2 separate regions of the Homo sapiens genome follow, and region 2 is linked to region 1. A link is an interaction called in ENCODE POLR2A ChIA-PET data of the cell type or tissue named here. Cell type or tissue: HepG2. All regions are shown on one strand.

Region 1 (2,500 bases):
CCTGGCTATGAGGTCATGACAATGACCTCACAAACAGGAATTCTCATGTTAGTCGCCCTCTGGGCTGAAGCCTCACCACTTTAAAGGAATCTGGAGCTGATGACTCAAGAAATGTCCTTCCTCCTAAGAAATTATCCTCCCATCTGAGATTAGCAGCATCTAATCTCAGTTTTCTCCACTGCTGACCAGCATCAGCAACACAGGTAAGCAGAGACAAGCAAGTCCACCTAAATAGCTGAACACCAGTCATGTACGCATATCTGTATTACCTGCAAACTTCTGGTACGCAAGTTTTTATTTTGGTTCGGTTCCAAACACTTTTTCTTAGTATTCTTTACTGGAGGATTGGGCTACATTTAAGCATCCCCGCCAGGCGTGGTGGCTCACGCCTGTAATCGCAGTACTTTGGGAGGCCAAGGCAGGCTGATCATGAGGTCAAGAGATAGAGACAACCCTGGCCAACATGGTGAAACCCCGTCTCTACTAATACAAAAATTAGCTGGGCATGGTGGTGCGTGCGTGTAGTCCCAGCTACTTGGGAGACTGAGGCAGGAGAATCTCTTGAACCTGGGAGGTGGAGGTTGCAGTGAGCCGAGATCGTGCCACTGCACTCCTGCCTGGCGATAGAGCAAGACTCCATCTCAAAAAAAAAAAAAGAAAAAGGAAAGAAAAAAGAATCCTGATAACTGAGTAGAAAATAAATCATAAACTTAAAATGTTACCCTTGCCATCCTAATAAACTATTGAGTTCACCAGCCCCAATATTTACCCTGTTTACTAAGGAGAAGTGGAGATTAAGATGTCTAAGTCATTTTGAAAATGCCAGAAGAATAAAGCCTCGGGACAGCTCCGGAATAGCCCTGTGTATCTTTGTGAGGAAAAGGCAAAATGGCCAGGCTGTTGTTTCCTCCCTCTTAAGAGTTTTGAAGTTTGCAAGCCAGCACAGAGTAAGAATTAGTGACATTTTATTATTTCTAAGTGCTTAAAAATTCTGAAATTGAAGGGAACTGTAACAGGGACTCAGAACAATTATCTCAATGGAATCACTGGTAATTTTTATCTGTGTTTTCTTGGGTCTATAGAAATTTTATTTAATGAACAGGTATAATTAATTTCACAGGCAGAAAAAAAATTCTTTTGAGCCACAGTAAAACGGCTTCAACCGAAAGAGTGAAGAAACAGACTCTACTGAGCTGCTTTCTCCACAGAAACAAGAGTGCAGTACAGCCAAGCCAGGATGGAAGTGAATACATATGGAGAGGGGGAGAGGGTGGCTAGCTGTTCACCAAGACTTTTTTGTTGTTGTTTATTTTTTTTTTTTTGAGGCAGAGTCTTGCCCTGTTGCCCAGGTTGAACTGCAGTGATGCACTCATGGCTCATGGCAGCCTTGACCTCCCAGACTCCAGCCATCCTTCCACCTCAGCCTCCCAAGTAGCTGGGACTACAGGCAGACACCACCACACCCGGCAAATTTTTTTTTTTTTTTTTTTTTTTTTTGTAGAGATGGGGTTTTACCATGTTGCCTAGGCTGGTCTTGAACTCCTGGGTGCAAGCGATCCACCAACCTTGGCCTCCCAAAGTGCTGGGATTACAGGCGTAAGCCACCGTGCCTGGCCTCTTTTTCTTCCTGGATTCACACCATATTTCCCAGCTCCCGCTACAGTTCAGTATGATCACGTGACTGAGTTCTAGCCAGTGGAATAAGTGTGTGAGGCATGTGCCACTCTAGGCCTAGCCCAGAGGAACCTACTGTGTACAATCCCCCATGCTCTTTGCCCTTCTGATGGCTTGATGGAGACAAGCCCAGCAACCTCGAAAGCATGTACTGAAGACAACAGAATCAAAAGATGGAAGAGTTCAGGCGTGTGGCTCATGCCTGTAATCCCAGCACTTTGGGAGACCAAAGTGGGTGGATCATCTGAGGTCAGGAGTTTGAGACCAGCCTGGGCAACATGGCAAAAACCTCTCTCTACAAAAAAATACAAAAATTAGCCGGGCATAGTGGTGCACGCCTGTAATCTCAGAGGTTGCAGTGAGCCAAGATCACACCACTGCCCTCCAGTCTGGGCGACAGAGCCAGACTCCATCTCCAAAAAAAAAAAAAAAAAAAAAAAAAAGGAAGAAAGAAGTCTAGACACCTGAATCACCTCTCCCCATTTTCCCATCAGTAAATATGTATCCTAAACTTTTCCAAAACTGAAAATCAACTTATCGGCCACGCATGGTGGCTCACACCTATAATCCCAGCACTTTGGGAGGCAGTCCGATCACAAGGTCAGGAGTTCGAGACCAGCCTGGCCAACATGGTGAAACCCCATCTTTACTAAAAAAAAAATATAAAAATTAGTCGAGAGTGGAGGCGCATGCCTGTAATCCCAGCTACTCAGTAGGCTGAGGCAGGATAATCGCTTGAAGCCAGGAGGCAGAGGTTGCAGTGAGCCAAGATTGTGCCACTGCACTCCAGCCTGGGCAACAGAGTGAGACGCCGTCTCAAAAAAAA
Region 2 (2,500 bases), 230 kb after region 1:
CTTTCCTGATTTTTAAATTTTTTTGTAGAGATAAGGTCTTGCTTTCTTGCCCAGGCTGGTCTTGAACTCTAGGCCTCAAGTAATCCTCCCACCTTGGCCTCCCTAAGTACTGGTATGACAGGCATGAGCCACCTTGCTTGGCCCAATTTCTCACCATCTTAATTCCCTCAAACTGAGGACAGTAAAAGTATCTACCTTCTAGTGGCAGGAGGTTTGAATCAGTTCGTATAAAGCATCTAGGCCAGGCACGGTGGCTCACGCCTATAATCCCAGCACTTTGGGAGACCATGGTGGGCAGATCATGAGGTCTGGAGATCGAGACCATCCTGGCTAACATGGTGAAACCCCATCTCTCCTAAAAATACAAAAAATTAGCCAGGCGTGGTGATGCATGCCTGTAATCCCAGCTTCTCAGGGGGCTGAGGTGGGAGAATCACTTGAACCCAGCAGGCAGAGGTTGCAGTGAGCAGAGATCATGCCACTGCACTCCAGCCTGGATGATAGGGCAAGGGCAAGACTCTGTCTAAAAAGAAAAAAAAAAAAAAAATGCGTCTAGCACAGTACCCGAGTGCCAAAAATGCTAGTTATTACGAGTATATAGGCTTCTATTTAGCTAATTGCAAGTTTTTAAATTGCAGTTTCAATAATAAAATTATTTTACACTTTGAAGGTGTTATACTGTTTCTCCACAATAATTAGTTTAAAAATGCAAGTTACTTAATTTGCAATGATATTTTAATGACGTTTGACCTATATTTAAAACATTGTCCAATAACTATTTACATAGGTCTTAGACAGACTTCTAAAGATCATATCATAACAAATAAGAATAGTTGGGCTGGCCGGGCATGGTGGCTCACTCCTGTAATCCCAGCACTTTGGGAGGCTGAGGCAGGTGGATCACCTGAGGTCAGGAGTTCGAGACCAGCCTGGCCAACATGGTGAAACCCCGTCTCTACTAAAAGTACAAAAAATAGCCAGGTGTGGTGGCAGGCACCTGTAATCCCAGCTACTTGGGAGGCTGAGGCAGGAGAATTGCTTGAACCCAGGAGGTGGATGCTTCAGTGAGCCAAGATCAAGCCACTATACTCCAGCCTGGGCAACAGAGTGAGACTCCATCTCAAAAAAAAAAAAAAAATAGCTGGGCTGGGCATGGTGGCTCATACCTGTAATCCCAGCACTTAGGGAGGACTAAGTTAGCGGATTGCTTAAGCCCAGGAGTTCGAGACCAGACTGGGCAACATAGTGAAACCTTGTCTCTACTAAAAACTAAAAAACAACAACAAAAAAATTGACCTGGCATGGTGGTGTGCGCCTGAAGTCACAGCTACTTGGGAGGCTGAAGTGGGAGGATGGCTTGAGGCCAGGAGGCAGAGATTGCAGTGAGCCAAGATTGTGCCACTGCACTCCAGCCTGGGTGACAGTGAACCCCTGTCTCAAAATAAAAATAATAATACAAATAAATACACCATAGAAAAAAATACAAAGGGCTTTTTTCCTCCCCACTAGAGATGGAGTCTTGCTCTATCACCCAGGCTGGAGTGCAGTGAAGCAATCATAGCTCACTGCAGCCTCAAACTCCTGAGCTCAAGCAATCCTGTTGCCTCAGCCTCTTGAGTAGCTGGGACCATACAGGTGCATGTCACCACACTCAGCCAATTTTTTTTTTTTTTTTTGTAGAGCTAGGACCTTGGTATGCTGCCCAGGCTGGTCTCAAACTCCTGGCCTCAGGCAATCTTCCTGAGTTGCTGGGATTAGAGATGTGAACCACTGTGCATGGCCCAAAGGGCTTTGGAACATGTGAAAAGAAAACCTCCCTAATGCTAATAAAAATGCAAATTAAAACTACCTTAGATTCCATTTTTTACTTGCCAGAATGGCAAAAATTAAAGTTTGATAACTGGACAAAATTATCAGAAAATTTATTCTCATATCTTGGTGGAAATTTAAATTTGTATAAGTTCTTTGGAGGACAATTTGACAATCTCTTCAAAATTACAAATATGCATACCTTTTGACCCAACTATTCCACTTCTAGGAACACACACTTGTAAGTTACTCACTATGCCATTATTCTCGGAGGAAACGTTTGGAAACAACCAAAGTACTCATCAGGAGGGGAATGTAGGCCTGGCATGATGGCTCACACCTGTTACCATAGGACTTTGGGAGGCCAAGGTGGAAGGATCACTTGAGGCCAGGAGTTTGAAACCAGTCTGGACAACATAGTAAGACCTCATCTCTACAAAGAAAAAAATTTTTTTAAAGAAGGGAATGGGCTAACTGCATGTGGCCATATACAGAATGAGGAAGTACTCAGTCCTTCTATACAAGTTTCTGGACAGACTGGCATCCTTTATTAGCCCCCCTAAAATGTGTTGGAAGACAAAATTTAGATAATGGAAGTACCTGCCTTGATTGATTGACTTAATGTAGACGGAGTCTCACTATGTTGCCCAAGCTGGCCTTGAACTCCTGAGCTCAAGCAGTCCTCCCACCT

What was found. ChIA-PET counts read pairs that join two places held together with the same protein. Peaks named below come from ENCODE experiments on the same cell type or tissue, not always from the same donor. Only the 100,000 strongest peaks of a DNase experiment are listed, where the experiment ranks them.
Region 2: POLR2A ChIA-PET joins it to region 1 with 5 read pairs; 2 of 35 experiments call an interaction of 5 or more read pairs at or near these places.

What each region holds. Positions count from the first base shown.
Region 1 is chr12:122,395,463-122,397,962 of GRCh38, forward strand. The region is part of intron 1 of CLIP1 (CAP-Gly domain containing linker protein 1); the gene reads right to left. CLIP1-AS1 (CLIP1 antisense RNA 1) reads left to right here and starts at 80. Exons shown (of 3, transcript NR_045382.1): 1 at 80-203; 2 at 1,121-1,243. In HepG2, no CTCF peak of the experiment used is centred here; no DNase peak of the experiment used is centred here.
Region 2 is chr12:122,627,516-122,630,015 of GRCh38, forward strand. No RefSeq gene overlaps it. Among named protein-coding and RNA genes, the nearest start is that of MIR9902-1, 67 kb to the right of the region's middle. In HepG2, no CTCF peak of the experiment used is centred here; no DNase peak of the experiment used is centred here.